4 separate regions of the Homo sapiens genome follow, and regions 1, 2 and 3 are each linked to region 4. The links are chromatin contacts, found by Hi-C or POLR2A ChIA-PET in ENCODE. All regions are on one chromosome and are shown on one strand. The core of a region is the stretch at or near the end of the contact, and the rest is flanking DNA. Distances in the headings are between cores, read along the strand shown. Region 1 overlaps UQCC1 (ubiquinol-cytochrome c reductase complex assembly factor 1). Region 2 holds the start of NORAD (non-coding RNA activated by DNA damage). Region 3 holds the start of PROCR (protein C receptor). Region 4 holds the start of SPAG4 (sperm associated antigen 4).

Region 1 (5,901 bases), core at 2,452-4,951, 310 kb after region 4:
CCTCTTGGGCTTTCAGGGGATCATGAGAGGTGGAGTTACCAAGGACCAGCCTGAGAGAATTCTGACCAGATCACATCAGCACTAGACGCTGAAGAAGGAGCGCCTTCTGTATGTCCAACCATGAACTGGGCCAGGGAGCGGGAAATGGGAAGAGAGAGAGAAAGAGGCATCGAGTAGTCTCCTGCCCTCAGGAACTTTGAGTCATTCATTCACTGTGCACCTCATTGCCTACTGTGCGCCCAGTGCTATGCTAGCAGCTGGGCCCACAGAGTCCTGGCAGATATGAGCACGTGGTGTAGTAGCAGCTGCCCACTGTGGACCCCTTCTCTACCCACTTGGATTTGTTTCCTGCTCCTGACTTCCAGCAAAACTGGGCAGCAGGCAGCATTTCACAGACAGCCTCTTCCTGCTAGATGCTCTCCACAGTCAAGTAGAGTCCCCCCACTTCAGTTTCTCACCCCTCTGGCTCCCCAGGGCTCCCCGACATCAAAGCTTCTACGAGAAAGCTCCGCAGTGGGGGCTGCTTACCCACATAGCTGTCCTCAAGCCCCGGGGAATTAATTCCTTGACCTCCCTGCCCTCAGATCCTGTATTGATGGGAAACTCATACTTGATAGATGAGTGAGCTGACTGGCAGCGAAGAGGACATAGAGGCTCTTCCAGGGCCTCCCAGTGAGTCAGCCTGCACAGCTGCCCTAGGGCCCCAAGCTGTGTGATTCATGTGACCACTGAGGCCTCAGCTGCCTCAGACAGCTCAGGCTGTGCCATGAGTCACACCTTTGCTTCATGGCCTGGCCCCTGGAGCTGAAGGGGTGTCACGCCACAGTTACTCTCTTGTTCACTTGTATTCATGGTCTTCAACAACCAGGAAAGGCAAGGCTGGACTTCAGCTCTTGAGAAGACAGGGCCCATAGGACTAGCTTGTTAACTGCTGGAAAAACCACATACTGGGGCTCTGCAGACCCACAGGGTAGAGAATCCCAGGAGCCAGGACTTCTGTTTGACCACTCTTCAAATCTGCTAGAGCCAGGGAGAGGGCACGGCATGGCCAGAGGGCCCCACTCACAGAGAATTCTGATACTCTGTTGACTGGACTCACCCTCAGACGGGAGTAGCAATTCGCAAAGCAAATGCTGTGTTTTCTGAGAGACCTGCCCAACATTTCCATCTGCCATGGTGGGCTTGTGCCAGAAGCCCCAACAAGACACACTGGGACTTCTCCGAGGGCCCTCTAGGAAGGGGCTGCCACAACCATTGTCCCTACAAGAGGTCCCATGTGGCCCCAGTGAGAGGCAGTGGAAAAACCGTGAAGGGGTTCTTGGGAAAGCAGGGAGCTTTGGTGGGGACCCAGTTCTATCAGCAAACCTTTTGAGCACCTGCTGCTCCATGTACTCTTGGGAAAGCAACGATTAATAAGACCCAGTCCTGCCCTCGAGGAGCCAGCTCATGGTTTGGTGAGGAAGCCCAGGCACACGGCTAACCCTGGAGTAAGCCAGCCTGTTATGTGATACAGGGAGGGCAGAGTGCTGAAGGCCGGGAAAGGAAGAGCAGGAGCTGGGCCTTGAGCAGACTGTTTGGTGTGGCCGATGGCCCAAGAGCCAACCAGAGGTTCTGTTGAGATTTTCAACCCAGGAGGTGGGCAGAGGGGTGGCACTGGGGGCAGAAATGGAGTCACTGTAAGGGAGGAGTGGGCTTTAGGGAAGAGATGGCAGGGCAGGTGGGAATCCAGAGCCAAGACACGTGCGAGAGGCTGGGGTTGAGTTCAAGCGTCAGCAGCTGGAAGCGGAAGCAACCAGAGTGGTGGATTCTTGGAAGGGGGAATGACCTAAAGCCTAAGATGAAGTCTCCTGGCCCTGCAGCAGTGGCTTCTCTGGATGATGACCATTTTAATGGCAGAGCTGTCTGCCCCTACTGTCCTAGAGAGGTGATACTGGGGCCCACTGACCAGGGGCCCACTAGAGGACAACAGAGGCATACATATGTTTAAAGCGTGAGTGCCTAGCACTGCATATATGCATATTGTTGAATCTCTTCATGTGTCCTGTGAGGTACCTGTTTCTATCCCCTCTCTCAAGACAAGGGAACTTAAATCTCAGAGAGGGGAAGCTGCCACCCTGGGTAGCAGCACTGGGAAGGGACAGAATCAGGACTCTCACCCAGCAGTGCTGGGGTGGACAGCATGGCTGTGTGCGCTGCAAGCCCTGACTTCCTGGCCTGCAGGAGCTGTCTAGGGAGGGCGTGTAGGGGAGACGTGTCCTTGGGAGGTGTGTGTCTGTCTCCATTCAGAGGTGTGATAGGGAATTCCCTAACTGCCCCCGCCACCCAGCTCCCCAGTGACTGCTTTCTCTGAACCACCTTAGTGAAATTATCTAGGAGATCAGAGACGGCTTGGCCTGGGACGGCTTGGTCTGGGACCTGGGATGGTCAGAAGCCCCCCTCATGCCCCGTCCCCTTCCTTCCTCTCCTCTGGGAGGCTGGTTCCTGACGCTGGCTCCTCACCTCTGCCCTGCCTCTGTCGCTTCCTCCTTCCCCCTCCCCTGGTTGCAGATACAGTACCTGGACTCCATGAACGGGGAGGATCTGCTTCTGACAGGGGAGGTGAGCTGGCGCCCTCTAGTGGAGAAGAATCCTCAGAGCATCCTGAAGCCCCATTCTCCGACTTACAACGACGAGGGACTTTGATGGGCTGGGCCCTCCGCACGGCCCGCCAGCTGGCTTCGAGGAACCTCCAGGAGAGAAGTGCCTGTTGGTCCAGGACCCTGCAGAAAGTGGCCTGAACTGACCTCTGAACAGCATCTGTCAAATACCTGGCCCCATTTGTGTTGAGTTTCCTCTTAGTGTGCCCAGGAGTCTGATCTGCTGGGGTACAGGGCTGGGAGAACCCCTAGCTCTCCCGGGGTGTCCTCTCCCTTAGGGGAAGCCCCGAGTGAGAGTCCCCCAGCACACACTCCCCAACCCCCTCCAGCAACTACATGTGACTGATAGCTTTTCCCAAAGGCCAAGGAAGGGATGGTGTAGGTTCAAAAGGGAAACCCCCCAGGGCCTGCTGTGGCCTAGGAGCAGATTGTAATGCTGCCGAGTCCGGTCGGTGACCACGCGTTGTCCCTCGGCTTTCAGCCATGGGGTTGAGTTGGCCATTAAAAGAAACAGAGACTTCTCTCTGCCATGGCCCTTCTTTATTCCAGGGACTTAGAAACTTGCCTGAGATGGTGGACGCAGTAATGAGGGCACCGCGCAGCTCAGTTAGAGACGGAGAAAGGGAAGAGGCTGGGATGGTCTCTGCTGCTCTTGCCTCTAGTTCATGGAGATGTGTCTCTGTTCAGGCCAAGATACAGCCAGCCAGGCCTGTCGTCTGGGACCCAGGAGGCCTCTGATGACCAAGGGCTTTCACATCCTAAGTCATTTGGAAGGAGGCCTTGAGAACAAAGTCACCTTTGTCACTCCCAGTGAACTGAATGAGGAACATGCTGTCTCCTGTCTTGGCCTCCCCTTTCATGAGATACTGGGGAGAAGAGAACATTCCTCCTGGCTTAGTTGTAGCAGACCCAGACCTGTGCCCAGCTTTGGTCCCCCTTCCCAACTTCTGAAGCACGTGCTGCAGAGCCACCTTGGTCTGAGCACCTGAGGACCAGCCCCTCCTCCCTCAGTGCGGGTCATCTCTTGGGGGATTTTCTTAAAGTGAAGAAAGGGGGTGGGGAACCATATTGCCCCTCCCTCCCCCATCAAACTTCCTTCATTTAACTTGCTATAAAATGAGTCATATAAAGAAACTCTATATGGGTGAGGTATATCCCACTTCTGTGAAAACATTACAAATCAAACCGCTTCTCTCAGTTTATTTAAGATGCTTTTGTTGCGAGCGGAGCTCTAGAGTGAAGCCTCCTGTGTGTGTGTGAGATAATAACACCTTGTAACTCATTACAGCTGGGCACTATTTACATAAACCAGAGCTGAGCCAGGCAGGAATTTGCTGATTAATTTATTTTTAATGGAGTGAAGTATACCATGCACCAAAATAAACTTTACTGTGTGTACCTAACTGCTCCTGGAATGGATGGAAAAATTAATGGAACAGATTTTGGCTCCCAACTCTACACATTAATTCATATATAAAAGTTATTTGAGCTTTAACCCATTTGCTGCCCAGGGTAGCTCCCCAGCCACAGATCCCAGCTCATGGCACCAGTTCAGCTACCGGGCTTGCTTTAGAATCCTGGAAGCTCAGATTTGGAAGGAACTTGAAAGGTCATTTGGTCCAGCCCTGGTCCAGAACCTGACTCCCCTTCTTAGCATCCCAGTCAGCCAGTGTTCATGCAGGCCCTGGGTGAGTCCCTCCAGCATCTGATGGTCCCTGCCTACAGAGCTAGTCCTGTCTGCTCAGGAGTTTGTCGTCGTGCAACACAGCAACTTGCAGTATGGAGCTGCCTTTGAAGGAGCCAGATTGGATCTATCGTGTCTGATGTTGGTGAGCCCTCACTTCTTGGCCATCAGCACCTTTCCCTGACTCTGCCAATCCCCCTCCCCTTAAGATCTATTCCAGGTTCCTTGGAGGCTACCCTTATTCTTGGTTTGGCCACTGCCTCCATTCCTGTTTTTATGAGTCTACCCATCTCTTCTCTGAGCACACTGAACCTCTTGGGGTTACCTGGAGAGATCATGCTATGTGTCCTCTACCTAGAACCTTTGTCCCTCCCTCTCCTGTCCCCTCCAGGTACAGTCACGATATCCGTGCTGCTCCCCACGTGGTTCTCTGCTCTGGAGCACTTACCTTTTTATTTATGTAGAGACAGTTTCTCACTATGTTGATCCTCCCACCTTGCCCTCCCAAAGTGCTAGGATTATAGGCATAAGCCTCCACACCTAGCCCTGGTAACACTTACCTTACCATGTTAAAATGATTTTTTTACCCACCTCCTACACTGTACTGTGAGCTGCCTCAGCGTGGAGTGGACACTGTGTTTGTGTTGGTCACTGTTGTTTTTCCAGTGCTCAGCCAAATGCCTGATTCATGATCAGCATCAGTGTATACTTGGATAAATGAAAGAATGAATGTGTGACTAAATCACCAAGTGTTATCAATACAACCCCAACCAAAAAGCCCCCTTCTGGACCATTCTCAGTGTGACCCATACAGTTTCACTTATTTTAGCGACTTAATATTGAGCACTCCCTTTGGTCTTAGCATAGGAACCAAAATGGAAAGTTCTTTCCATAGCTAAATGCTTTTCTAGTGTAACTCATTATTGTACAAAACAAGTGAAGGACACAATTTCTTGCCTTCAGGGAGACTGCTCTGTAGGAATGATTTTGTCATTTATTAATATTTGTATTCTGTATTCTTCCAGAAAAGATCACAGCAGATTAAGAGACACAGTTTGTAATAAAATTGTAGGCTGGGTGCAGTGGCTCATGCCTGTAATCCTAACACTTTGGGAGGCCGAAGTGGGCGGATTGGTTGAGTCCAGGAGTTCAAGACCAGCCTGGGCAATACAGTGAGACCCTGTCTCTACAAAAAGTTAGCTGGGTGTGGTGACATGAGCCTGTAGTCCCAGCTACTCAGGAGACTGAGGTAGGAGGATCACCTGAGCCCAGGAGGTGGGGGTTGCAGTGAGCTGAGATCATGCCACCACACTCCAGCCTGGGCAACAGAGTGAGACCCTGTCTCAAAAAAAAAAAAATCCTTAAAGTTTGAAAGATCAGATCCAGGTATTGGGAGGGAAAAAGAGGGAAAATAATTATGTTGGAAAACCTGGACTGCTAATGAGCAACTTTCATATGACTTTTTTAAAATTTTATAAAATACTGTAAATGCATTGTCTCACAACAATCAGGTAAAACAGGTATTGCCCTCATCATTTTTATTATCCCTTTAACACAAGTGAGGGGACTGAAGCTTAGAGG
Region 2 (6,527 bases), core at 2,238-4,737, 440 kb before region 4:
AATTATCTCCCACTGGGTCCCTCCCATAACGTGTGGGAATTATAGGAGTACAATTCAAGATGAGATTTGGATGGAGACACAGCCAAACCATATTACTTGGGAAACAGGTGGATGATACTGCCATTTACTGATAGGGAAGAGCAGGCTCTGGGGAGATACCAAGAGTTTTGTTTTGCACAAGAGGAGTTTCAGATACTGTTGGAACATTCAAGTAGAGCTATCAGGTAGAAAGCAGAATGTATGCTGAGCACAGTGGCTCATGCCTGTAATCTCAGCACTTTGGGAGGCCGAGGTGGGCGGATCATGAGGTCAAGAGTTCCAGACCAGCCTGGCCAACATGGTGAAATCCCATCCCTACTAAGAATACAAAAATTAAAGGGATGTGGTGGCACGTGCCTGTAATCCCAGTTACTCAGGAGGCTGAGTCAGGAGAATCGCTTGAACCTGGGAGGCGAGGGTTGCAGGGAGCCGAGATCACACCACTTCACTCCAGCCCAGACACAGCAAGACTGCGTCTCGGAAAAAAAATAATAAAAGAAAAAGAAAAAGAAAGCAGGATGTATACATGTTTTTCATCATCCTCATCTTTAGGTTCCAGGAATACCCACATGTTTGGCTGCTTAGGCGGTGGGAAGCTCAGAAAGGGGACCAGGAGCCTCTCCTACTCCTTGTCTTGGCTAATGTATCAACTACCAAACTACCCATTAGCGCTAGTGTTTGAAACTTGTATAATCCATGGCTCTTCCTTCCCCTCCTCCCTCTTCTCTCAGGTATTCAGCCCACTGGCTTCTTCTCTTGAAATGCTAGAAACACTCACTTCACCGGTTTTCTACTTCTGTGCAACTCTCCTGGCTCAGGGCCTTGTCATCTCATTGTGGACTAGAGCCCCTGGACTTCTCGCCACCTCTCCTGTCCACCTTCCACCAGCAAGGCCTTTCTGACTGCAGGATTTTCCTCCTGGGAATCATGTCTGAGTCTGCATCAAGAGTCTTAATCCTTTGATCTTTCTTTACATTTCCAGAATTGTATCCAAAGGAACTCAGGGCCAGTGGTGGTAGCTCATGCTTGTACTCCCAGCACTTTGGGAAGCCGAGGCAGGTGGATCACCTGAGGTCAGGAGTTTGAAACCAGCCTGGCCAACACAGTGAAATCTCATCTATACTAAAAATACAAAAATTAGCTGGGCATGGTGGCACACGTTTGTAGTCCCAGCTACTTGGGAGGCTGAAGCAGGAGAATCATTTGAACTCAGGAGTTGGAGGTTGCAGTGGGCCGAGATGGCACCACTGCACTCCAGCCTGGATGACAGAGCGAGACCCTGTCTCAAACATAAATAAATAAATAAATAATTTTAAAAATAATAAAAATGCAGGCCAGGTGCGGTGGCTCACACCTGTAATCCCAGCACTTTGGGAGGCGAAGGTGGGTGGATCACCTGAGGTCACAAGTTCGAGACCAGCCTGACCAACAGGGTAAAACCCCGTCTCTACTAAAAATACAAAAAATTAGCCTGGCCTGGTGGCGAGTGCCTGTAATCCCAGCTACTTGGGAGGCTGAGGCAGGAGAATCACTTGAACCCAGGAGGTGGAGGTTGCAGTGAGTCAAGATCGCACCATTTCACTACAGCCTGGGCAACAGAGCAAGACTCTGCCTCAAAAAAAAAAAATAAAAATACAAATACAAACAAAGGAACTCAGAGGCTGGGGGCGGTGGCTCACGCCTGTAATCCCAGCACTTTGGGAGGCCAAGGCAGGTGGATCACGAGGTCAGAAGTTCGAGACCAGCCTGGCCAACATGGTGAAACCCCCGTCTCTACTCAAAAATACAAAAATTAGCTGGGCGCGGTGGCGGGCGCCTATAATCCCAGCTACTCGTGAGGCTGAGGTAGGAGAATCACTTCAACCTGGGAGGTGGAGGTTGTAGTGAGCCAAGATCGCGCCACTGCACTCTAGACTAGGTGACAGCGCAAGACTCCATCTAAAACAAAAAACAAAAAAACCCAAAGGAATTCAGAAGTCTACACAAAATGTGAAAATTCACGAGGAAGTTCATCACAGCATTAATTCTAAAAGCTGGAAGTGTCATTTCCAACCTTATCTTAATTGACACATCAGCAGCATTTGACACTGTTGATAAATTCCCCTTGAAACACTTTCCTCATTTACTTCCAGGACACCACACTCTCCTGGTTGTTCTCCTACCACCCTGGTCGCTTCTCAGTCTCCTTTGCTGGTTCCTTCTCATTCCCTGACCTGTAAACGTTACCCAGGGATCAGACCTCAGACCTTGTCCCTCTCTTGGTTCTCTCATGCAGCCTCAAGGTTTTAAAGACATCTATATGCTGACGACTCCCAAAGATTCATCTCCAGTTCAAACCTTTCCCTGAATGCCAGACTCATAAATCCATCTGTCTGCTTGACATTTCCACTTGAATGTCAAACAGACATCTCAAACTTAACATGCCTAAAACTCAGCTCCTGGTGTTCTCCCCAAAGCTTGCTCCTCCCATGGTTTCTTCCATCTCACTTAAGGCGGCTGCCTTTTCATTTGCTCAGGCCAAAAAGTGTGGAGTCATCTTTCAGTTCTCGCTCTCCCACTTCACATCTGGTCCGTCAGCAAATCTTATAGACTTGAGCTTATGTCAACCCCTGAATTCAACCACTTTTTGCCCCCTTTGCTGTCGTCGCCCTGGCATAAGTCCCTATCATAGCTCACCTGCTTGATTGCAACAGTCAGTTATCAGGTCTCCCTGCTTCTGCCCCTGCCTCCACTTCAGCTCTCCCGCACTGCAGTTCAACTCCCTCCCATGGTCCCATTTCTCTCCTCTCTTCCCCAGCCTCTTTGCTGTTCCTGGAACAGGCCTGGCCCACATGCTTCGGCTTTGTGGCCTGTGCATAAGCTGTTCCCCTACAGACATCTCCAAGCATGGCTCATCCCCTCGCCTCCTTCGGGTCTCTGCTCCAGAGTCACCTGGCCGTACTATAAAGCATTCCGCACCTGCACTTCATATTCCTCTTTCCTTTTTATGTTTCCAAAGCACTTTCGCTATCTACCCTTTTATGCATTTTAAGGATCTTGTTTATTGTTGTTTCCCTTACTAGAATGTAAATTTTAGGAGAGCAGAAATTTTCCTGTGTTTTTTTCTTTACTGCTGCACTCCCCCGTGCTTAGAGGCACATAGGTGCTCGGTAAACAGGTGGTAAATGAGTCAATAAATGAAATATTGGAGTCTTCTTATCCAGCACCGGAGGAGTAAGGAGATAGAGAAGCAACGTTTGCTCAGGGAATTCTGAGGCCAGTAGCAATTTCCGTTGCGAAGAGCAAGCGGGGTGGAGGGGGCCCTAACCCCACGTGACCACACCCCATTCCCCATTCCCCACCCCCACGCCGGAACATTGCAGACCCGGAACCACGGCTCGCGGGCCCCCAGCGCAAGGGCACTTCCGGTACCGCTCCTCTCTTGCCAGCGCAGAGAACTGCCAAGTCAGTTCCGGTCCGGCAGAGATCGCGGAGAGACGCAGAACGCAGCCCGCTCCTCCAGGGCCCTCCAGGCCCTCCGGCCCCGGGCCGGCGGGTGAACTGGGGGGCCCCGGGACAGGCCGAGCCCTCTGCCCTGCAGATAACGGAGGCCTCTGCTGTGGCTGCCCACTGGCTGTGCCCGCCCACTGGCTGTGCCCAGACCTTGAAGCCGCAGCGAACCTCTCTTTCCCACCCCACCTCGGTGACTAATGGCGGCCGTGGCGTCTCCCAGCCCGGACCCCGCCGGCACCCGGGTCTCCCGACCCAAGCCTCGACGAAACCCCCGCAGAGCCGCCGGGACGCAGCGCCTTTGGGCGGCGCTGGGCGTGGTGGGCCGGGAAGTATGGCGGCAGCTCGAACGCCGCGCGGCGGAGGCCATTAAGGCGTGGACGGCCCGGGAAGGCGGCCTAGGGACGCAAGCAGGCTCGGCCGCCTCTTTAGGCCACGGAGCCGCGCAGATCCGGTTCCCGGGTGACCACTCTGTCGCCATTGGGCGAGACCTACCTAGTCCTGACGACAACGGACAAAGGCCTTAAGGGGCCTGGAAGGTGAGCGAAGTCCCGAACGACGACGGGTGGAACGGTTAGCGGCCATCGGGCGGTTGGTCTTCATTCTACCAGACTTTGCTGTCGGAAGAGAGAAATGGTAGAATGACAGGCCACGTTTGGCCCGTTGGAAATGCCCACCACCCTCTGGGAAGATTTACTGGCCGTTTATGGAAGGCCTGTGTATATAATATGAAAAAGCTGCTCTCAACTCCACCCCAACCTTTTAATAGAAAACATTTGTCACATCTAGCCCTTCTAGATGGAAAGAGGTTGCCGACGTATGATAAAATAGAGTTAGAAAGTTACACATCTTGTAAATTCTCATTTGTTTAAAAGAAATCATAGAAAATACATGTCTTCTGGAGATGACTTTTGGAAATGGAGTTGTTAAGACGGCCTCTGGAAGCGATACGTCCACGTTTGTTAAGTGGGTTAGATGACATGGAGCTGGAAGACCTGAGAAGGAAGAGAAGAAGGTTCTATGCTAGACTGGTCATATTTAGAAGACATTTTCATATTCTATCCATTGTTTTGTGTGCATTTTATTCCTCACTACTGTGTATATAGTTGACAATGCTAAGCTTTTTTGAAATGTCTCTTCTTTTTAGATGTTCTGAAGTGCCTGATATGTTAAAATTAGAGGTAGCAAAATCACATTTTGTAAATACCTTTTTGTTACAATTCATAGGAAATATTTTTGGGGGGGAATGGCCAAATCACCTGTTGAGTAATACTCATTGTGTTTGTGCAGTGGTTCAGGGGAGGAGAGAGGAGGGGGAGGTGCAGAGAGCTCTATGCCATCCTGTTTACAGCGAGGCAAGATGAATCATTATGTCTGTGCATTTTGTTTTACTTATCTGTGTATATAGTGTACATAAAGGACAGACGAGTCCTAATTGACAACATCTAGTCTTTCTGGATGTTAAAGAGGTTGCCAGTGTATGACAAAAGTAGAGTTAGTAAACTAATATATTTTGTACATTTTGTTTTACAAGTCCTAGGAAAGATTGTCTTCTGAAAATTTGATGTCTTCTGGGTTGATGGAGATGGGAAGGGTTCTAGGCCAGAATGTTCACATTTGGAAGACTCTTTCAAATTATAACTGTTGTTACATGTTTGCAGTTTATTCAAGACTGCTGTATACATAGTAGACAAATTAACTCCTTACTTGAAACATCTAGTCTATCTAGATGTTTAGAAGTGCCCGATGTATGTTAAATGTATAGGTAGTAAAATACCACTTTGTAAATATCTTTTTGCTAAAATTCATAGGAAATGCTTTTGGAAATTGAATTGTGAAGCCACCTTTGTGAACAGTATAGTAATGTCTATACTTGTTCAATAGTTTAGAGGAGGTAGGAGGGAAGAAATTGCAAAAGGTAATATTACTAGTGTGTTCATACTTGGACATTTTCAGACACCATTTTTCTATATGTTTTGTGCATTTTGTTTTGCTCTGTATATAGTATATATAATGGACAAATAGTCCTAATTTTTCAACATCTAGTCTCTAGATGTTAAAGAGGTTGCCAGTGTATGACAAAGGAGTAAAATTAGCATATTTTGTACACTTTGTGTTGAAATTCGTAGGAAAACTTGTCTTCTGTAAAGACTTTTGCATAGGAATTTGTTTGACCATCTCTAAGCATTACACGTGCCTGTACTTGTCCACTGGATTGAAGGCAGAGAAGGAAGGGAGGAGGGAATGATTCAAGGCCAAAATGGCCACATTTAGAAGATACCTCAGATGATAACCATTGTTATGTGTGTGCAATTTTATTTAACAGTGCTGTGTATGTGGTGGACAAGTTATATGAAATATCTAGTCTTTCTAGATATTTGGAAGTGCTTGATGTATTTAAAAGTGGTAGTAGAATAACACTTTGTAAATAGCTTTTAAAAACTGATGGGAAATGCTGTTTGGAAGTGGAATTGTTGAACCACCTGGGAGGTGGGAGGGAAGAAATTGCAAATGGTGTTTTGCCATTGTTTATTAGAAAATTTCAGCTTAATCCATTGTGTATATGTTACATGCATTTCATTTAACTTTGCTATACTGTATATATTGTATATATAACGGACAAATTAGTCCCGATTTTATAATATCTAGTCTCTAGATATTAAAGAGGTTGCCAATGTATGACAGAAGTAGAGTTAGTAAACTAACACATTTTGTACACTTTGTTAAAATTTGTAGAAAGGCTGTCTTCTGAAAAGGACTTTTGGAAGTGAGATAACATCAGCTCTAAGTGACACGTGCCTATATCCATCAGGTTGGTGGTGGAGAGGAGTTGGAAGGAATGAAGGGTTCTAGACCAGAATGTTCGTATTTAGAAGACACTATCAGATATAACCATTGTTACATGTGTGTAGTTTATTCAACCCTACTGTGTATATAGCGGACAAACTTAAGTCCTTATTTGAAACATCTAGTCTTTCTAGATGTTTAGAAGTGCACAA
Region 3 (6,250 bases), core at 2,297-4,796, 440 kb after region 4:
GCAAGACTCCGTCTCAAAAAAAAAAAAAAAAAAAAAAAAGGGGGGTGGGGTGGGGGACTAGGAGAGAAAGGAGTTAAAGGCCATGATGGTGGGGGAAGGGGGACGGAGTGGTGCTTGGTGCTTTGAGAAAAGAAATTGGGGTCTTTGAGAAGAAGGAGTTAGGGTTGTGACGGGGAAGGAGTGGGGCTTTGAGAGAAGAACTTGGGGTCTTTGGGGGAAGAGTTCGGGTCATGAGTGGAGCTAAGAGCGAAGTCATCAGCTTGTATGAGAAGTGGCTGGAGGGTGGGGGGTGAAGTGCTGGGGGCTGTGGGAAGGGAAGGACGGAGATCTATGAAGAAAAGGAGTTGGAGGACTGTGAGGCGAGGGGTGAGGAGTTTTCTGGGGACCTTCGACGTCACGGTGTCAGGGCCTTCCAACAGGGTCTATCCCAAGAGGTTATGCCAGCAGGACGACCGCCCGAGTCGGGGCTTTCTTAGCGGGGACAACTGCCTCTCTCCAGCCCCCACCCAGCAATCTTCAAAGGCCCAGGCGCCACCGAGCTCCAGTGGCTGCCGGGTCCCTGCAAGTCCCAGCCCGCCTCCATCCGCCAGGCCCCGCCCCCACCCGCCAGGCCCCGCCCCCACTAGCCCCGCCCAGACCCCGCCCCCGCTGCGCGCCTACTCACAGGCCAAGGTCCGCTCCTGGTGCACCAGGCGCACGAGGCCGTGGAACTGGAGCAGGTAGGACTGCAGGCCACTCTGCGTGCGCGCCCAGCTCTCGGGCTCCTGCAAGGGCTGCAGCTGAATGATCGTGGTGTTGGTGTCTGGGCCTTCCAGCACGTGCGTTAGGTGTCCCCCCAGCGACGCGTTGCCCTGGTACCACACGTGATAGGGGTCGCGGAAGTAGGAGATCTGGAGCATATGAAGTCTTTGGAGGCCTGCGGGCAGAGTCAGCTTCAGCCTGGGCCGGCGTGGGAGGGGGCGGCGGGCAGCGGAAGATAATAACCCCCTACCTCGAGGCTGGCCGCCCGCCTTCTCGACCCTTCATAAACTATAATGTGCCCTCCCACCGCTTCTCCCGTTTGACGCTGACAGTAACTCTGCCAGGAGGACAGGACAGGGATTATTATCTCCGTTTTACAGATGAGGAAACTGAGGCCTGCAGTGGAAGAGACACTCCTTTCTGCCTCCTTTTTCACCCTCGGCTCTCCCTCCCCCCGTTTCCTGTTAACCAACGGAACAAATGGTTAACAAATCCTGACCTGAATAAAATTCCAATTCCATCGCCTGTTCTCCATCTCCTCTTCCACTGCCCTGATTCAGGATTCATCCGTCTCATCTAGACTGGGGTAGTAACTTTCTACTTCATCTCCCCGTTCTCTATTCCGACCTCCACCTGACCCAGGGATGAGATCATGTCCTTTTCCTACTTAAAATCTTCCAGTGCCATAACCCCCTCCCCTTCATTAATCAAAAATAATCATAGCCAATGTCGATTCAGTGCTTATTATAACCTGGGCAATGGGCTTTACATACATTATTATCTTTGTGCCTTTCCCCAGTGGCTTAATGCAATAGCTACTATTATTAACCCCAGTCTACATGGGAAACTGAGACAGAGATAGTGTAGCAGAGCCAAGGTTTGCACGTAGGCAGTCAAGTCCAGCACTCAGCCATTCTGCTACACTGCCTCCCCACAGGATCAAGTCCAGAGTCTTTAGCCTGGCATTCAAGGCTGCTAGAGACCTGGCCCCTGCTGCCTTTTCTGGCCGCTTCCCGCTGCTTATATATCAAACTAGTTGGGATTCCTCATGCTGCCTTTGGCTGACACATGAATAGCATGTCAGGATTGCTCTGCCTCCCTTTTTCTGCCTGGCGAAGTTTATTCATGATTTAAGACCCAGCTCAGAGACTGGGCGCGGTGGCTCATGCCTGTAATCCCAGTACTTTGGGAGGCCGAGGCGGGCGGATCACTTGAGGTCAGGGATTCAAGACCAGCCTGGCCAACATGGCGAAACCCCATCTGTACTAAAAATACAAATATTAGCCAGGCGTGGTGGTACATGCCTGTAGTCCCAGCTACTCAGGAGGCTGAGGCAGGAGAATCGCCTGAACCTGGGAGTTGGAGGTTACAGTTAGCTGAAATTGTGCCACTGCATTCCAGCCTGGGTGACAGCACAAGACTCCATCTCAAAAAAAAAAAAAAAAAAAAAAAAGAAAAAAGAAAGAAAAGCAAAGAAAAAAAGACCCAGCTCAGTTGCCCTCTTCTTGGAAATTTTTTTCTGATGCCCCACGAGACACAGTGTGTCTGTTTCAGTGATCCCAGACCACCATATATTAGTGTGTATCTCACGGGATACTACCTGGCTGTCTCCAAACACACACAGGCCACACTGGACTCCTCTAGGCTATGGAACCATGCTTGGTAATCTCTGCTTCCTACACCCAGAAAAGAGGCTGGCACAGAGTTGATGCCCAGAGCACATTTGGATGAGTCCGGGGTTGTAAATCTGTGTGTGTGAGTGGGTCCTGTCTGTGTTTGCATTTGAGAAGTTGTGCTTTGTATCTGCAGATGTGAATAAGTATATTTATGGATAACCCTAGACATGGTCCTTAACTACTCTGTGACCCAGTTTCCTCCTCATAAAATGGAGATAGTAATAATATTACCCACCTTTAGGGGTTTGTGCAAGTTAAATGGGTCAATACATGTATTAACCATAGTGAGCACTCATTGAATACTGGTTATTATTTGCTGCCTCTCTGAGGGGGAGACTGAAGTTACGGGGATTGTGAGAGAGGGGAAAGGAGGCCCCTGTGCAATTATAATGGAGGGTAATAACTCCCTTTTCTGCTTAAACAGGGCCACTTCAGTAGCCTGATCGCCCATAAGTTCTATTAGGCACAGCATCTCTTTCTCCCCAGTTCCACCAGCTGCGACCAGTCTCCTTCCATTTTCCCTAGCCTCCCCTAACCTCTCTCTGCCCCACTCTTCCCCCACTTCTTCCATCAGTTTTCCCAGGGTCTTCCCATTCCCTCCATTTCTCTTCTCTTCTGAGCCTCTTCCCGTCTCCCCTAGATGTACCCCTATCTACCATCACCCTCAGTTCCCCTTTCTCCCCTCTCCCTGGGGCTGATTCTCCTACCCTCTCTGCTGGTTTCTTTCTCATGTTTCCAGTCATCCTGTTTCCCCTAGCCTCTTTCATCTCCCCCTTTTCAGGGGCTTAAATGTACTAACTCACCTTGGCTTTGGGACACGAACCAGTCCCCAAGACTCTGCCTGCCCTGTAGAGAGATCTAGCCAGCTGCAGACACAGATGCTGTGAGATAAGCTCTCCTGTGGTCTTGCCATGTGCCCAGATAGACTGAGATTCTCCAGAACCATCCTGAGGCAGGAGATGTGCCCCCGACTCACCATCTGAGGCGTCTTGGCTACAAAAGGCCCAGCCAGACAGCAGCAGTATCGGCAGCAATGTTGTCAACATCCTGAAGTTGAGGCTCCGGACCTGGGTTCCTGGCTCGGGCCGGCTGCGGGCTCCGCTGGCTGCAGTCTAGGGAAAAGAGAAGTGAGGACCGTCTGGGAGGGGCGGAGTCTGGGCAGAGGAGGATGGAAGGAGGCCAGGAGATGGGAGGAGGAAGAGGCTTATAAAGTGTTATTTCTACTGTGTCTCATTTCCTACTAGGGGGCCGGCCTCCCTCCTGCCCTCCCTCTGCCCCGCCCTTCATTGCTCCCTCCTGCCCAGACCTGCCTTTTCCCTTCTCCTTGGGCTGCTTCCTAGGAACCAGGAACAGGGAGCGGAAAAGGGGGAGAAGGGCTTGGTGAGAAGTCCTGCCGGCGCTGACTCAGGGGGTGGGGCATCTACTTTCAACTTAGAGCACACTCCTGGGAGTAGGATCAGCAGGTTGCTGATGGGGAGATTGAGGTCCAGAGAGGTGCAGGGACTTGCCCAAAGTTTATATATCATGGTGGTGACAGATCCAAGATTAAAATTTAGTTTTCCAGTATAATGGCTACATTTTACCAGAATTTTAAGTAAATAACAATTACATAATCCGGGATCTTGGTCTCAGAAGTAGTCATAAAATGAGTGTAAAGCAGTTCACTGCAGCATGTTTTTAAAAAATAGGAGAGAATTATGAGCAATCTGTATAAATCTCAGAAGATGATTGGTTACCTAAAGCAATCTTTTTGAAACTGAGGTCATAATTTATTAGTGGACAATGAAATCAATTTAGCAGGTCATGGTTACCATTTTTAAAAAATGAAATAGGACAGAATACAAAATTTCAGCGCGTCACCCTTAGTAAGAGAAAGTGTTATGTCATGAAATATTTGCTCAGTTGTATATGTGTGCTTTGGTTTTGTGTGTGTATGTTTCTATGATGAGTTTTGGATAGCAGTGTAAAATGCGTCCCTTACTCTAGGAAGCAAGTAGAAAAGCTTTAAAGTCACTCCTCCGAGCATGCTGCTGGCACTTTGGGAGGCCGAGGTGGGCAGATCACTTGAGGCCAGGAGTTTGAGACCAGCCTGGCCAATATGGCGAACGTCTCTACGAAAAATACAAAAATTAGCTGGGCATGGTGGTGCATGCCTGTAATCCCAGCTACTTGGGAGACCGAGGCATGAGAATCGCTTGAACCTGGGAGGTGGAGGTTGCAGAGGGCCGAGATCACACCACTGCATTCTAGCCTGGGTCATGCGGCAAGATTCTGTCTGAAAAAAAAAAAGAAAAGATTTCACTTCTGTTCAAATAATACATATGTAATTTCATCCTCATATATATATATAAAATTTATTATTATTTTTTTGAGACAGGGTCTAGCTCTGTTGCCCAGGCTATAGTGCAGTGAAGCAATCACAGCTAATTGTAGGCTTGACCTCCCGGGCTCAAGTGATTCTCCCACCTCAACCACCCGAGTAGCTGAGACTAAAGGTACGTGCCACTGTGCCACCACGCCTAGCTATTTTTTTTTATTTTTACTAGAGATGTGGTCTCGCTATGTTGCCCAGGCTGGTCTTGAACTCCTGCACTCAAGCAATCCTCTGGTATAGGCAGGAGCCACTGCACCTGGCCAAAATTAACTTTCAGTGTGTATCTGTGTATTTGTATATACATAGGGAAAATATCTGGAGGGGTACTGTCAATAGAGATTACCTCTGGGGAATAGGATTGGGTAAAGGACTGAGAGGGATTTTAACTTTTTATTTTATATACTTCTCCCCGGAGAGCTGACGTCATAGTGAAATCTGGGACAAACTCTGGACATAAACTAAGCACCCATTCTCTGAACTGAATATATGCAAGAGCTTCCATGCTCACCTCTCAGCTGTTGCAAACTGGCTAAGAAATAGCATCAAAGTCTTTTCTTTTTGCAGCTTATCAAAATGGTCTAGTTGGAACAAGGATAGGAACTTTGTTTTCCTGCACTGGGCCTCAGGAAAAGTAGAATGACTTAAATAACTACCAATTTATATTGTCTTGCCTTTTATTAAAAATTATGAAACATTTCTTTTTTCTTTTTTTTTTTCTTTTTTTTGAGATGGAGTCTTGCTGTAATGCAGTGGCGTGATCTCGGCTCACTGCAACCTCCACCTCCCAGATTCAAGCGATTCTCCTGCCTCAGCCTCCCAAGTAGCTGGGATTACAGTCACCTGCCACCACACCTGGCTAATTTTTGTATTTTTAGTAGAGATGGGATTTCACCATGTTGGCCAGGTTGGTCTCAAACTCCTGACCTCAGGTGATCCGCCCACTTCAGCCTCCCAACATGCTGGGATTACAAGCCTGAGCCACTGTGCACAGCCTGAAATATTTCATTTTTGAAGAGTTATTTCATGCTTAAAGGATTACATTTCAAACATACCTATCCCCACCACCAAGCATAAGAAATACAATATTGCTAATATAGTTGAAGCCCCCTATGGACTCTTCCTCAGCTGCATCTCTCTCTCCCTGCCACAGCCCCTGAAGTAACCACTTCAGATGAAAATGAAGATTTGATATTTTTCATTTCCTTATATTTCTGTATACTTACACTACTTATGTATATATCCCTAAACAATAGATAGTGGTATTTCACATATTTTGAGCTTTATATAAATGGTATTAAAATGTATGTATTCCTCTGTACCTTTTGCTTTTTTCACTTAATGTATTAATAAGATTCATTCATGTGGCTATGTGTAGACCATTCATTTTCACTGCTTTAAAATATTCCGGCTGGGGAGGTATTATCCCAGCACTTTGGGAGGCCGAGGTGGGTGGATCATT
Region 4 (6,553 bases), core at 2,334-4,833:
CCACGCCCTCGGCTCAGCCAAGCTCCGCCTGTAGGGCGGGGTTTTGGTGCTTTTCCCAGCGTCCCGCCCGGGGTCCCATCCCGGGATGTTTCCAGACTCACCTCCAGGATAACCGTGGGCGGCCGTGCGTAGTTCCAGAAGCTGAAGCGATTCCAGAAGTAGGCAGTGTTCCTGTCTGCGTAATCGTGGGATGTCTTCTGCAGGTCGATGGAGGCTCCTGGAACAGTGAGAAGTAACCCTCAGAGGCTCCCAGGCCTTGCCGGGAGTCGGGGCGCGGGGGCGCGGGGGCTGGGGGCGGGTGGGGGCTGTCCGAGGCTCTGTCTTCGGCCGGTCAGGTGCATGGGTCTGTCTGTGTCAGTGTCTTGGCCTCTTTCCTGTCTGCGTCTCTGTCTTCCAGTGTCTCCGGGTCTTACCCACAGAGCTCAAAGCATAGTCGGGCTTCCGCACAAAATCCTCATTCAGCCTCTGGAACACGAGCTTGGCCACTCTCTGCAAGGAGGGAGGGCGAGGCCTGGAGGGGCGAGGCTTGCGGGCTGCTTTTACAGGTGGACGGGACCTCTGGGAGCTGGTTGCTTTGGGATGGACTTCGTGGGCACCGGGAGAAATCCCGCAGGGCTCTGGGCGGAGCTTAAGTCTCAGGACCCTGGGAGCAGGGATCCATCAGGGGTTTCCAAGGTGGGCCGGGGCTCACCTCGCTGTTGGCTGCCCGAACAGTGGACACCTCCTTGTGGAGTTTATCCAGCTCGGCCTGGAGCTGCTGCAGCTGCTGCCCCTGGGAGCGCACGCGCTCGTGGTACTCACTGGAGGTGGGAGGTGGGCGCCGTGGGGTTGGCTCCCTGTCCCCCTGGACACCTCCCAAAGGCCCCCACGCCTTCAAGGTTCTCAAAGAAGCAACTTTGAGCCCCCCAATTTCCCACCCTAGGTGCCCTCTTTCACCTTAGAGTCAGCATCTCCTTAGGTTCCTGTTGGATGAAGGGACAAAACACAGAGCCGCTCAGCTCCCGTCGTCCTTGCTCCTACCTCAGCCTGGAAACGGCCAGGGCTTCCTTTTTGAAGACTGTGTCCCCTTTCCTCGACTCCTCCTTGACCTCCCAGTATCAGAGCCCCCAAGAGACCCTCAAGCACAATCCCTCATAAGTCTGTTTATATCCAGCCCTTTCTTAAGGATTGTAGCCTCTGGCACTACCCCCACCCCAGCAGACCGACAGTCCAGGGGACCCCCACAATCTCCGGGTTCACAACCTGCCAACCCCCTACCCCAAGACAGTCTCCCCAACTCACATTCTCCAAAGGAGAGACCAGGTACAGAAGCCCCAGCCAGAATGCTGGAGAAAGAGAGGGAGGGGTCTCAGAAGGAAAAGGAAGAGAATGGGTTTCCCCGGCATAGGGGGACAGTGGAAAGAGGCTTGAGGGGGTTAAGCCTGGGGAGGACCGTGGGAGTCTGAGGGGGAATTAGGGGGTTCTGCAGGGGAATGCCAGGAGCTGCAGGACCGAGGATGTAGGAGAAAATGTGCTGGGTTTGCCTCCAAAGCACCCAGGGCAGGGGCTCCAGGGAATTCACTGCCCCTCACCTGACAGAAAGAGGCTCAGCAGCGACACAGCCGTGAACAGGAAGCGGATGGAACAGACCTCCCTGGGGAACCGGAGGGAGGCTGAGGCCCCGACCTGCTCAACCCTCCAGTCCCCACCCCAGGGTCCTAGACCCAGCTCTTGCCAACATGACTCAATCAGATCTGAATCGGCTCAAGCGCCAGCAAGGTTCCGGCCCTGCTCCCCACCCCCTCCAAAGAGCTGTTCCTGGGGCGCCAGCGTCCCTTCCTCTGACCTGTACATGCTGACCAGCACGTCTCCTGCCAGGGATAACAACACGCTCAGCCCCTGGAAGAGCAGGCCTGAGGCCAGGACAGAGGGTCAGAGAGGGGCCCACGGCAGGGAGAGGCGGGGCTCAGCCTGCGTGGTGTCCGGGTTCAGAAGGGGCTTGGGAGGGGCCGGGGGTGGGCCTGGGGCTCAGGAAGAGAGGGTCGGCTAGGATAATTGGATGGGGGCTAGGAATGAGTTGAGGCTCGGAGAGGGGCTCGATACTCAAACGGGGGCCGGGGGCTCAGAGAGAACTGGAGTTCGGAGAGGGGAACCCGAGGGTCAGAGGGGATCGCAGCTGGCCTGGCCCGTACTCAGAAAGCTCTTGAACACCCGCGGGGGAGGCATCTCCTGCCTCAGATCCAGGGTCGGGAGAAGGTCGAGCGGCTCCTCAGAGACTACTGGAGACCCAGTCGGTTCTGCGGGAACCCAAGGGCTCCACTGGGGCCTTGCGGACCACAGACCTATTTTCCCCTCGAGACCGGGCCGCAGATTGCTCAGTCCACAAGCCAGACAGCTGGGAAGTCTCTCACAGGCTTTGGTCCCACCGCAGCCCTATCCCGGCTCCAGCTCCGCCCTCTGAAGCCCCGCCCCTCAGGGAGGCTCCGTCAAGAGTTGGTCTCCTGGCCGGGCGCGGTGGCTCACGCCTGTAATCCCAGCGATTTGGGAGGCCGAGGCGGGCGGATCACCTGAGGTCGGGAGTTCGAGGCCAGCCTGATTAACACGGAGAAACCCCGTCTCTACTAAAAACACAAAAATTGGCCGGGCATGGTGGCGCACGCCTGTAATCCCAGCTACTCGGGAGGCTGAGGCGGGAGAATCGTTTGAACCCGGGAGGCGGAGGTTGCGGTGAGCCGAGATCATGCCATTGCATGGCATGGGCAACAGGAGCGAAACTCCGTTGCAAAAAAAAAAAAAAAAGAGTTGGTCCCTCCCCCAAACGGATGACCCGCCCCCAGCCTTAGATCTTGGTGGAACCCAATTGTCCTGGGAGCCACTCACGCTAACATTGAGGCCGCGCCCCCTCAGTGGCACCCAACCACAAGATTTTCCCCGCCCCTTCCCATAACCGTCCAGGACACCGAGGCTCCGCCCCTTAAGGGATCTCATTTAGCACCATCCCTTTACCCTACAGGACCCACCTTGTAGGAGGTGCCCAGATATCATCTTAGCCCCGTCCCCGCCCAGCACCGCCCTTTAGGCCCCGCCCCCTCCACTGGCTCACCCGGGGTCGACCCCGCCCGCACCCGAGGCCCCGCCCCTCACGGTTGCCGCGCCACAGGCTGTCTGCCAGTTGTGGCTCCGAGGCGCTGGCTTCTGCTGAGAGCTTCCTGCCCATGTGGTTCCTCCGGGCACTCCCGCGCTCAAGGCGGGCTCACCGCAGCTCGGGCCCCGGGCTCTTCTGCCCTCGGGCTCCCCAGGCCCGGGCTCCGCTGACCGGAGCCCTTTGCTGTCCTCCGAGGTGATGCTCATTGAGCTGTTCTCGCTGAAAAAGTTGGGCGTGTGCTTGCGCGAGGACGAGGCCGAGCCCGGGCGGGAGCTTCGCCGCATCCTGACCCCCTGCTGCCTAGTCACTGACGCTAAAGCCGCCGCTGCGGTCGCCAAGGCCCTGGGGCCTCCTTCAGCCGCTGCGCGCCGCGGGGACCCCACGGACCCTGCGTGAAGTCGGCAGGCCCCGCGGCCGCACCTGCCCTCCCGCTGTGTCCCGGCCGGCTGCTGACGTCACAGAGGAGCCTCGGTCTCCGCGGGCTGCCCTGGCCGCGCGTCACGGAGCTGGCCGTGACGTCACCTGGAGCCGTAGCCATGGCAGCCTCTCCTTCTGACTTTGTTGTTGTTTAAGAGACAGGGTCTTTCTCATTGCCCAGGCTGGAGTGCAGTGGCCTGATCATAGCTCATTGTAACTTCGAACTCCTAGGCTCAAGCGATCCTCCCGCCTCGGCCTCCCAAAGCGCTGGGAGTACAGGCGTCAGCCACCGCGCCCGGCCTCTTTTACAGCAAGCGATGATGTCACAGCACTTCCCAGAAAACCCCATCTAAAATGGCACTCAGTCTATAACAGTTTTTTTCTTTCTTTCTTTCTTTCTTTCTTTCTTTCTTTCTTTCTTTCTTTCTTTCTTTCTTTCTTTCTTTTTTTTTTTTTTTTGAGATGGAGTCTCATTCTGTTGCCCAGGCTGGAGTGCAATGGCGCGATCTTGGTCCACTGCAACCTCCGCCTCCCGGGTTCAAGCGATTCTCCCGCCTCAGCCTCCTGAGTGGCTGGGATTACAGACATGCACCACCATGCCTGGCTAATTTTGTATTTTTAGTAGAGACGGGGTTTCTCCATGTTAGTCAGGCTGGTCTTGAACTCCCGATCTCAGGTGATCCACCCGCCCCGGCCTCCTAAAGTGCTGGGATTACAGGCATGAGCCACTGCGCCCAGCATTTTTATTTTTATTTTATTTTTATTTTTTGAGACAGAGTCCTGCTGTGTCGCCCAGGCTGGAGGGCAGTAGTGCAATCTCGGCTCAGTGCAACCTCCGCCTCCCGGGTTCAAGCGATTCTCCTGCCTCAGCCTCCCGAGTAGTTGGGATTACAGACACCCGCCATCATGCCTGGCTAATTTTTGTATTTTTGTAGAGACGGGGTTTTACCATGTTGGCCAGGCTGGTCGTGAACTCCTGACCTCAGGTTATCCGCCTGCCTGGGGCTCCCAAAGTGCTGGGATTACAGGAGTCAGCTACTGCGCCTGGCCTCTTTTAAAGCAAGTGATGACGTCACAGCACTTCCTAGAAAACCCCATCTAAAATTGCACTTAGCAAATACCAGTTTCTATCCCCCTTCCCTGTTTTGTTTTTCTCCTCAGCACGTGTCACTAACATGCTATATATTTCATTTCTCTCTTTCTTTGAGATGGAGTCTCGCTCTGTTGCCCAGGCTGGAGTGCAGTGGCATGATCTCAGCTCACTGCAACCTCCATCTCCCGGCCTCAAGCAATCCTCCCGCCTCAGCCTCCCGAGTAGCTGGGACTACAGGCTTGCGCCACCACACCCAGCTAATTTTTGTATTTTTTGTAGAGATGGGGTCTCGCTATGTTGCCCAGGCTGGTCTTCAACTCCTGAGCTTGAGTGATCCACCCACTTCTGCCTCCCAAAGTGCTGGGATTACAGATGTGAGCCACCATGCCTGGCCCATTTATTTATTTCCTTATTGCCTGCCATGCCCACTAGAACATAAACTTAATCAGGGCACAGATTTTCATTCACTACTGTATCCTCCAGCACCTAGATAAGCCTAGCATGTAGTAGGTGCTCAAATATTTGCAAATAATGAATGTTAAGAAGGAGCAGGGCATCACTCAGGGCACTTCTAAATACTTAGTCCCCTTTGCTCTGCAAGCCCTTCAGCCCCCTCCTCTCATCCTAGACATCAGGTCAGAGAGCTCATTCAGGATCTGTGGGTCCCTCCTCCAGACCCATTTTTCCCAGGGGTCTGTGGGTTGAGAATTCAGCACCCACCAATCGTCATACCCACACTCAGGCTGCACACCTGAGCCATGGAGGAAAGAATGAGGAATCAGATGGTCACAGCCAGAAGACTAGAGGTCCCCAAACTCTTGCTATGTAACAGAATATCAGTGCAGCTTATAGAAATTCAGCTTCCCAGGCACACCTTGTGATTCTACTGCAGATACTGCAGAATTTCTGAGTTGGCCCAGGAATGTGCTTTTGTTTTGTTTTTGTTTATTTTTTAGGCAGAGTCTTGCTCTGTGGCCAGGCTGGAATACAATGGTACGATCTCGGCTCACTGCAACCTCTGCCTCCTGGGTTCAAGCAATTATCCCGCCTCAGCCTCCAAAATAGCTGGGATTACAGGCATGTGCCACCACACCTGGCTAACTTTTTTTTTTTTTGTATTTTTAGTAGAGACGGGATTGCACTATGTTGGCTAGGGTGGTCTCGAACTCGGGACCTCAGGTGATTCGCCCACCTCGGCCTCCCAAAGTGCTGGGATTACAGGTATGAGCCACTGTGCCCGGCTGGAGTGTGCATTTTTAACAACCACATTTGTGATCCTGGTTAAAGACCACATTTTGGGGCCAGGCTTGGTGGCTCACGCCTGCAATCCCAGCACTTTGAGAGGTTGAGGTGGGCGAATCACCTGATGTGAGGAGTTTGAGACCAGCCTGGCCAACATGGTGAAACCCCATCTCTACTAAAAATACAAAAATTAGCCGGGCGTGGTGGCCCGTGCCTGTAGTCCCAGCTACTTGGGAGGCTGAGGCGGGAGAATCACTTGATCCCAGAAGGCAGAGGTTGCGGTGAGCCAAGATTGTGCCACTGCACTCCAGCCTGAGCCACAGAGTGAGACTCTGTCTCAAAAAAAAAAAAAAGAAAAAAGAAAAACAACAACCACATTTTGAAAGACAATGCAGTATGTCATGCACAAGTTGCACAGCTAGGCAAACAGGTCCAGGTAGAGGAATAACACTGCATCACATTAGAATTCCCAAATCCTGCCCTCGAGTGCAGTCCTCTTAACTGCCATCTCACAACTTCCTTAGAATGTGAGGAGCTGGGGCCGGGCATGACGGCTCACGCCTGTACTCCCAGCACTGTGTGAGACCCAGGCAGTGGATCACTTGAGGTCAAGAGTTCAAGACCAACCTGGCCAATATGGTGAAACTCCATGTCTACTAAAAATACAAAAATTAGCT

Evidence for each region. Hi-C counts contacts between places; a loop is a spot of excess contacts on that map. ChIA-PET counts read pairs that join two places held with the same protein, here RNA polymerase II (POLR2A). Pooled maps may share reads with other maps.
Region 1: a map of mammary epithelial cell shows a loop between it and region 4 (7-fold over the local background). The contact joins the enhancer-like site here to the promoter of SPAG4 in region 4. A Hi-C loop is called at or near these places in 1 of 168 maps with a recorded cell type or tissue (mammary epithelial cell) and 10 of 50 pooled maps. POLR2A ChIA-PET finds 5 or more read pairs at or near these places in 3 of 52 experiments (CD8-positive, alpha-beta T cell, activated T-cell and activated naive CD4-positive, alpha-beta T cell).
Region 2: a map with no recorded cell type shows a loop between it and region 4 (12-fold over the local background). The contact joins the promoter of NORAD here to the promoter of SPAG4 in region 4. A Hi-C loop is called at or near these places in 6 of 37 single-sample maps with no recorded cell type and 14 of 50 pooled maps. POLR2A ChIA-PET finds 5 or more read pairs at or near these places in 3 of 52 experiments (Panc1, T-cell and activated CD8-positive, alpha-beta memory T cell).
Region 3: a loop to region 4 is called in a map of endothelial cell of umbilical vein, with 6 times the contacts of the local background. The contact joins the promoter of PROCR here to the promoter of SPAG4 in region 4. A Hi-C loop is called at or near these places in 1 of 168 maps with a recorded cell type or tissue (endothelial cell of umbilical vein).

What each region holds. Positions count from the first base shown.
Region 1 is chr20:35,300,716-35,306,616 of GRCh38, reverse strand. UQCC1 (ubiquinol-cytochrome c reductase complex assembly factor 1) reads left to right here. Exons shown (of 10, transcript NM_018244.5): 10 at 2,548-4,039. The coding sequence ends at 2,682. Among named protein-coding and RNA genes, the nearest start is that of FAM83C, 11 kb to the right of the region's middle. RefSeq lists enhancers at 617-911, 4-1,203, 1,495-2,315. Within about 2 kb of position 3,701, at least 3 of the 41 ENCODE cell types and tissues checked have a DNase peak (open chromatin) inside an H3K27ac peak, as active enhancers do; they include mammary epithelial cell, where a contact is called at or near this core.
Region 2 is chr20:36,047,920-36,054,446 of GRCh38, reverse strand. NORAD (non-coding RNA activated by DNA damage) reads left to right here and starts at 3,487. Exons shown (of 1, transcript NR_027451.1): 1 at 3,487-6,527. RefSeq lists enhancers at 65-244, 3,239-3,810, 3,291-4,490 and a silencer at 3,542-3,751.
Region 3 is chr20:35,169,368-35,175,617 of GRCh38, reverse strand. PROCR (protein C receptor) reads right to left here and starts at 3,546. Exons shown (of 4, transcript NM_006404.5): 1 at 3,394-3,546; 2 at 665-916. The coding sequence starts at 3,463. The region is part of intron 4 of MMP24-AS1-EDEM2 (MMP24-AS1-EDEM2 readthrough); the gene reads left to right. RefSeq lists enhancers at 1-28, 731-1,433.
Region 4 is chr20:35,612,859-35,619,411 of GRCh38, reverse strand. It overlaps SPAG4 (sperm associated antigen 4), which reads right to left and starts at 3,583. Exons shown (of 12, transcript NM_003116.3): 1 at 3,105-3,583; 2 at 2,172-2,276; 3 at 1,826-1,892; 4 at 1,572-1,633; 5 at 1,282-1,325; 6 at 937-962; 7 at 692-800; 8 at 414-489; 9 at 102-217. The coding sequence starts at 3,408. RefSeq lists enhancers at 1-69, 177-1,126, 1,848-1,897, 1,127-2,077, 2,108-2,377 and a silencer at 2,808-3,537.